2 separate regions of the Homo sapiens genome follow, and region 2 is linked to region 1. A link is a loop called in an ENCODE intact Hi-C map of the cell type or tissue named here. Cell type or tissue: chondrocyte. All regions are shown on one strand. Each heading gives the region's core, and the rest is flanking DNA. Links, peaks and the distances in the headings are about the cores only.

What was found. Peaks named below come from ENCODE experiments on the same cell type or tissue, not always from the same donor. Only the 100,000 strongest peaks of a DNase experiment are listed, where the experiment ranks them.
Region 2: a loop joins it to region 1, with 3 times the contacts of the local background. A loop is called at or near these places in 20 of 110 quality-filtered maps.

The regions. Positions count from the first base shown.
Region 1 is chr2:222,055,176-222,060,203 of GRCh38, reverse strand. No RefSeq gene overlaps it. Among named protein-coding and RNA genes, the nearest start is that of CCDC140, 240 kb to the left of the region's middle. In chondrocyte, for the core only: CTCF peaks have their summits at 2,532 and 2,775 (motif pointing left); no DNase peak of the experiment used is centred there.
Region 2 is chr2:222,295,591-222,298,354 of GRCh38, reverse strand. It overlaps PAX3 (paired box 3), which reads left to right. Exons shown (of 9, transcript NM_181458.4): 2 at 1,142-1,377; 3 at 2,698-2,764. It overlaps CCDC140 (CCDC140 long non-coding RNA), which reads right to left and starts at 208. Exons shown (of 2, transcript NR_161172.1): 1 at 1-208. In chondrocyte, for the core only: no CTCF peak of the experiment used is centred there; a DNase peak (open chromatin) is centred at 1,324.

The DNA of each region.
Region 1 (5,028 bases), core at 1,564-4,063:
CACTGCTCACACCTGAACAAATCGGTCTGTTTTTCCTGAAATGTAGTACATGTTCACCTCCTGGCACACTAAGGTAAATGGCAGATCCAATTGTCTGGCTTAAGCAGAATGTGGTGAGATCATTATATCATCATAGAGCCTGAAGCTAAAGATTGCAGAAAATCAAGAGCTGTACTGATTGATTTGTAGTCTAATTATATAAGCAGGCCAGATGAAAAAGTCCAGAAAAAGAAAAGACTAGTGGGCATGTTCAAAAGTATTGGGAAAAGGTGCGTCTACCTCCAACAAGGTTGATTTTCCAAAGAAACAAAGTTTTTGAAATATGAAATAATTCTTTTTTTCTTTTTTTGAGATGGAGTCTTGCTCTGTAGCCCAGGCTGGAGTGCAGTGGCGCGATCTCGGTTCACTGCAAGCTCCGCCTCCCGGGTTCACGCCATTCTCCTGCCTTAGCCTCCCCGAGTAGCTGGGACTACAGGCGCCCGCCACCACACCCGGCTAACTTTTTTGTATTTTTAGTAGGGACGGGGTTTCACCGTGTTAACCAGGATGGTCTCGATCTCCTGACCTTATGATCTGCCCGCCTCGGCCTCCCAAAGTGCTGGGATTACAGGCTTGAGCCACCGTGCCCGGCCGAAATATGAAATAATTCTTACATGGCATGTATAAAACACACACACACACACACACACACACGCACACACACACACACACACACACACACAAACGAAATCTATTGCCTACACCCTACCCCTTCTCTTGGAAAATAAGTAAACTCTTTCAGGATTCAGAGTTCTGGTCCATACTTTCATACCATTATTATTATTTTCCACTTCTTTTTCTCTGGGTAAAAGCCAATAATTCTGTGCTAATTTGTAGGGCAATCTGAGAAAAAGAGAATGTCAGACTTAATTCCAAACAAATGCTTAAAAAGCACTTAACCAAATGTATCTTTGAAAATGTTTTTCCTGTATCTAGATCTAAAGATAATAATTTTTTGGAAAAAAGTACAAAAAAGAAGCTTTTAGGAAGACAAATGTATTAGAACAGGAAAGCATTATTTTTTTCCCTAACACTCCATTTCCAGGGACTGAGTTGGCTTCTTACTTTCTTTTCACTCTGTGGAAAACTGCTCTTGGAATGTTTCAAAGAACCACAGTGAGTGAGTGCCAAGTGCATTCTGGAATTGATACCCTCATCCCCTCCCCGCCCTGGAGAAAGAGTCTCTCTCTTAGCCCATAGAGCCATGCTAGAGAATCCTGGGGACGCCACCTGCAACCAATGGTGAACTGCATGAACTTTGGTGCTCTGGGACTTGACACACTGGCTAGGAATATTAGACACAAAAGCCAAGGCTTTTCAAATACCATGTGGATATATATATTCCTCCAACAGTAAGCAGATAAACACAGCCACAGGAAAACCAGGAGACAAGACAAACTCCTTTTGTGATCTAGCCTCATTTCATTCATGTAAGCTCTTTTGGGTTTTGGCTGATGCCAGCCCACTCTTTTCCTCTGGCTGCCCTCCCCTGCATGGACCCATACATCTCTGCCCCAAATCAATAGAGTGGTACAAATATTAACAATAGCCTCTTGAGCTTTGAGAATTTACTGCTCCCCACCAACCCAGCTTTTTTTCCTGTTCTTGTTGGAAAAAAAATCCATGTCATTAGGAGTCTTGTATTCTTGACAATCATAACTTTAGGAGATATAATAAACCTTTTTGAAGGTTGATCGATTCTGCGATGAAATTTTAGAATGGGGGAAGCTAAACACATGTTTGGCTTTGGATGGTAAATGGAGGTGTAAATATTTACAATGAACAATCAGATTTCCCACGCTCAGAGGTAGGGTTGTCACTCACAGCTCCAATGGTGATTTCTATCAGAGGCAGAGAGAATGGGGATACTACCTCCTCAATGACAACCATTCAATCTGATTCCTTCGTCTGGATCCAAATGACTAATAGAGTAGCTTGCACTCATTGGTTCATTGTATGTGACACTACATGCAATATACAAAATTATGAAAATTAACACAGTGGTATGTGTTTTACACCAAGAAATACAACAGTAGGACTTCAGTACTCCTGGAAATATATCTTTTTTTGTGCTTCTTGCTAGTACATTACTTCAGATGCTAATGTAAGAATGTGCTTATTTCAAGAGACAGTTTTAAAACATAGTTACATTTTATTACTCCTTTAAAAATGCTTCTCACCAATCCCATATCACTGAGAAGTGTGTTGGTCCAATGTTTTATTGAGTGCAGCCCTTGTCCTATTTATGACCCAGGACTGATGCACCAGCCTATAAATGTGATTTCTCTGAAGCAGTGGAGGACAAGTATCTAGCTGCTGTGACAGGAAGACATGTAACACAATAATTTTGCTGCTCTAAAAATGCTTCTGTTGCCGGCATCCCAGATAGGAAGCAAGGCTTCCCATGGATCATGCATTTGCTGGAAAAGCACACCATGTTTTGAAGAAGCTAGTTCTAATTGGTGCGAAACATTTTGAATTGCTGAAGTTCTAATGGACTTGAAAAACCCCCTGGAGAATCGAAGAAAGAACAAAATGATGTAATGGTCTTTAAAAGATAAAAACGGAATGAAAAAAATGCTTTAATTTATTTCAGAAAGATATGTCAACGCTTAGTTTTTGTGGATAAAGTTGCCAGATAAACCTTTCTCAATTTGGGGGTGGGAAATGGAGGGTGGAGGGGGGGAGTAGAATTTTGGGCAGAAAGAGGACTAGCAAACAATTAGTGCCATCTAGTGGTTGTATAGAATAAAGACAGATTGTTTTCGAGAACTGTACTGTAGTATCACAGAAATGTACAAGCAGGCTAAATTACAGTTCTTAGATTAGGCTGGCTTGAGTTTATATCTCCATATATTCACTAATTAATGAACTTCAAGTGATGTGGCAACAGTTGAAATTAGTTTTGATAGTTAAGCCTAAACAGAAAAGAGTTGCACTCTATATAGAAAATAAGCCCTTTGACATGTTTTAATTTGTCATGTTTCAACAAAGTCCAAGTTAAAACTACCATGATATTTCAAAAGGAAAACCTACATCTATTTCAAAGTATGCCAGTGAGAGTTTTCTGTTACCTGGAAACAATAAACACGTTCTAAAGTTAGGCTACTGAACTGAAGGTCTGCTCAAGAAGAGCAGGACAGAATCCAGTGGTCCAGAAATTTGGATGGGAAAAATTTACATCTTTATTTTCACTACTCTAAATCTGAAATTTAGCATTTCCTTCAATCAAGAACGTCAGCTGCAAACCACGGTAGTGTTAGCAATACCTGAGATTTCGACACCAAAAGAAATGAGACATTTTCATGTCATTACATATGCTATTCATCTACTAAATAACAGCAATGATCAGACCCTCACACCAGTTCTTGTTATTTAACAGGTAATAAAGAAGCAAATATGTTATCTTGTTGTACATTTAGTTTTAAAAACATTTAAATAACTATTTTCACAGTAATTTATTCTCTTCGTAATCCTATGTATTTTATTTAAAGCATTATGAGCATTACTCTGACAGGCAGCCTATAGGTTTTGTTAGACTGATGAAGGAGTTCATCTGCGAAAAGGTAGAGAACCCTGATCTAAAGAGATGGCTCAATCATGAAGTTGAAACACACACAGTTTAGTAGTTAAGAGCTCAGTCTCTGAATCCAGTTGCTTGGCTTCAAACCCTACTTTCTGGTTGTATCTTTTACTTAGCCTGCCTGTGCCTCAGCTTACCCATGTACGACACCCATCTCACAGGAGAGATGTGAGGTTTCAATGAATGGACACATGTAAAGTGCTGGAGTGAGCACTCAGCCCTTAGAAGTTCTCAGTGAGTATTAGCTCTCATCATTATTGTCAATGCAATTATTAAGTTTAAAAACTTCTTGCCAAATCATTAAGATAAATGATCTGAATTTGTAATCTAGACTGACAGCAGTTTTGATTAACAAGCATGCTTTGACAAGTATTTTTCATTTAGAAAAAATATTCTTTATACTTTTAGGCTAATATTTGTAATAACCTTAAGAGTGTAATAGCATCCCCACTCTCAGAACCTCAGATAGTTTTAAGTGTTCGATTCAAAGTCATATGGATGAAGTGGCTAGAAAGCAAATTAAAGTATTTTGGTAATTGTTTTTCACTCACTGAATCTTAAAAATCCCAAAGCTTTAGGCATTCTCCAACTGTACTTAAAAGATAAGGCTTTTTAGAAGTCAAGAAGGATCCATATCTAGATGTGTAGACAGATCTAGTTTACAAGACTAAGCTAACCTAATTTGAAGGTTAATCTCTCAGATGGGAGGGAGAAAGAATAAACAGAACATTCATACATATGAACTCATCTGATCTTTACAAAACCTGTGAATCATGTTCTTTTTCCCTACAAAAATATTTTAAGTGTATTGTATGTTTTAAACATTTGAGAAAAGAGGAGTGAACAAGATAAACAAAGTCCCTGCCCTCATGGAGTTTAATTTCCAAAGATGATGAGGAGACAGGTAAGAATGTCCATTTGGCTGATAGAGAAACAAGTGTTAAGGGATAAACAACCCACTCCCTTAAGTTCCCTTAAGGGATAAACAACCCACTCCCTTAAGCTATTGCATCGCAGCAGATTCGAACAGAGTTCTTGCTAATGGCACCCCTTTGATAATTCCGCTACACTTTCAGCTGCCTGCTGGGAAAAGTTCAGGCATGCTTTTGACAGTGAAGGCACAGCAGTAAACAGGCTGCTCCTGCCACATTACAAAAGTGAGTATGACTTTCTTATTTTTGTTTGTCTGGGATGCAATCGGATTTTAGTGGAAAGGCATTGAAATTGACATAAAAAAATCTGTGTTAGGTTCTTAACTTTGCCATTTCTGAGCATATCGCTGATTTTCAGTTTTCTCACCCCCACCCTGGTGAGAATTAGAGGCATCTCTTGAGACTTTTGCAAGGATTAAATAAGCCAATGTTTATGAACATCTAGAAAAGAGGTTGGTCCACAGAAGGAAGGCA
Region 2 (2,764 bases), core at 265-2,764, 240 kb before region 1:
TGGAGCGCGCTGCTCTCTGCAAATCCTGGCGGAGCTGGGCGGTCAGGCCTGCGGCGAGCCGGGGAGACTTGTCCCTGTTGTTTTGGAAATGCCGCGGTGGAGAAGGAGGTGAACCGGCTTCTGAGCGGCAGAAGCAACTTCTCCGCAATTTGTCCATTCGAAATTGTCTCGAAGTTGTCTCGAAATTGTCCCGGCTGCGCCCACACTTGTGAAACATATGTTAGTTCAGGAAGTATTTTTTTTTTTTTGCCCTGCAAAGTTGTGGTGGCTAACGCCGCGCCATTGTGATTGGAATTTTTAGAATAATTAAATAAATTAGAATTCTATGTATCTCAAATAGCATCTAGAAGTTTCTATAACTTGTTTAGGAATCGCCTTTCCGTCCACTTGAAGATTCTGGGAATCCCGGGGAGGCAGGAAGTCTTGCAAGCCTGAGCCGTTTTCAATGGTTTTCCAGGTTAGGGCGCCCCAGCAGAGATGCTCATCGCCCCCGCCACCCACTCCCTTCACACCCAGCCTAGAGTAGAATGTAACACCCAGAGCAAGAATGGGGGCTGGGGGCCCAGGAACAGCCCTGCCGCTGCTGTGGTCTCTGTCCCAAGATGTAACAGGTGACACAGGCACTGCTGCTTGGGCCTCCTTTCTGGACCCTCTTTGACCCTTGGCTGCTGCACTTTTGGCTAGAAACCCCAAGGGCTATCAGCTGGCCCAAGTCCCTTAGAAAGGGAGAGATCCCAATTGGACAGGGATCGGTGGGAGCAGAGTTCATCAAGGCCAGCTCCTGGGTGAACTTCTCTTCGCCAGGAGGCTGTTTCTAGAGCAAGCTAGACTCTCTACCAGCTGCAGGGTCTCCTAAGTTGCCACTCCCCGGGCCCGAAGGGGAAGACGCTTTCTCTGGGGAGAATTATTTTGCCCCATTTGCTGTCTTTACACAAGATTACATGCGCTATATTGCTGAATAATTTGAACAAATGTGATTGAAAGGAGGTCTGGGTCTGGGAGTCCGATGTCGAGCAGTTTCAGCGTCGGTGCTGTAACATGAGGATAGGACAGAAGACTGCGAAATTACGTGCTGCTGTTCTTTGCTTTTTATTTTCCTCCAGTGACTTTTCCCTTGCTTCTCTTTTTCACCTTCCCACAGTGTCCACTCCCCTCGGCCAGGGCCGCGTCAACCAGCTCGGCGGTGTTTTTATCAACGGCAGGCCGCTGCCCAACCACATCCGCCACAAGATCGTGGAGATGGCCCACCACGGCATCCGGCCCTGCGTCATCTCGCGCCAGCTGCGCGTGTCCCACGGCTGCGTCTCCAAGATCCTGTGCAGGTACCAGGAGACTGGCTCCATACGTCCTGGTGCCATCGGCGGCAGCAAGCCCAAGGTGAGCGGGCGGGCCTTGCCCTCCTGGCTCCCAGACTGTGGTCCCCTGTGTTGGGGAAGACCGGGCGGGGGGTAACGGCTGACATCTGGGGCTCTCCAATGAGTTATTTCTGAGGTTTGTGAAGGTGCGTAAAGGCGCGCGTGTGTGTGTGTACGTGTGCACGCGCCCTGGACACTTCTTGATGAACACTTAGGGAAAGCTCTTGCCTTTTTGCAAAGGAAAAATAACATCTGTTTTTTAAAGCCCATAAGCCTTGCAATCCTCATCAAATTATTTTAATGGATAAACACCTAAAGCAGGCAAGCTCTATGTGCCCACCTGTTGCCGATTTCTTCCCTAAGTGTCTTCCCGGCTCCCACCCATGGCACCGTCCTTTCCAAAACGAATGTAAGGAACTTCTTTAGGTTTTATAATGGTTTGTCTCCCAAACCCCGCCCTCAGTCTCCCCCAGTGCAAATTGTTTTCAATGAGTCAAATACTAGGGTGATCAGTTTTCTTTGTAATAAGCCAATGACTCCATTAAAAAAAAATAAGCAGTTTGGTGCTATCCTTAAATTATTTTTGGTTCTGTTTTTAAAAAGAAAGAGTCACACCAGCTAGGGCTGAGTGGGAGGGAATTACACAAGGTCTGTCTTTTCTTCTAGTTGCCACCGGGCAAAATCAAGAGGGTTATGGTAAACCGAAGACCTCCAAACACCCTCCTCTTCCTTCCCACCTACTGAAACACTTTCACAGCCTTTCTAAGAATCTTTGGAACCTTCTTCTTCTTTTTAAAAAATATATATTGGGGGTAGAGAGAAGAGTCAGTCTCTCTTAATTAATATTTGTTATCGACTCGAAGTTTTAAAAACCCAAATACATACCTTTACATTTCAGTCTTCACTTTAGCATAAATATCCCTTTGGAAAAGCACAAGTTGCAGATTTAACTTGATTTTTCAGCTCCTTTTTCAAACATCGCTTTTTTAGTTTCGTTTTCATGTTGGTTCTGTGTAAGCAGTTGCCTTATTTCCAGGGATGAGAAAGTATAACCCCACCCTACCCCCATCAAGATGTTATAATTCTTCTGAATTTATCCCGGTTGTCTGGGGCTTGTCTGGGGAAGTTAGAGGCTTCCCAGGCTGCTCCGGGATGGGATGGGATGTGTTCTGGTCTGCCCCTTTCTAAAGTGCCTCAGAGAGTTCAGGTCTTTTTGCTCACAAAGGGGGACCGTCCCAGAGGATTCAGCGAGGAGCATCCCGACAGGCCCAGAGGCGGTGGGGCCGCCGCCACCTGGCCCAGGGTACCGGGTACCAACGCCTGCCCGCCTGTTCTCTTAAAGCAGGTGACAACGCCTGACGTGGAGAAGAAAATTGAGGAATACAAAAGAGAGAACCCGGGCATGTTCA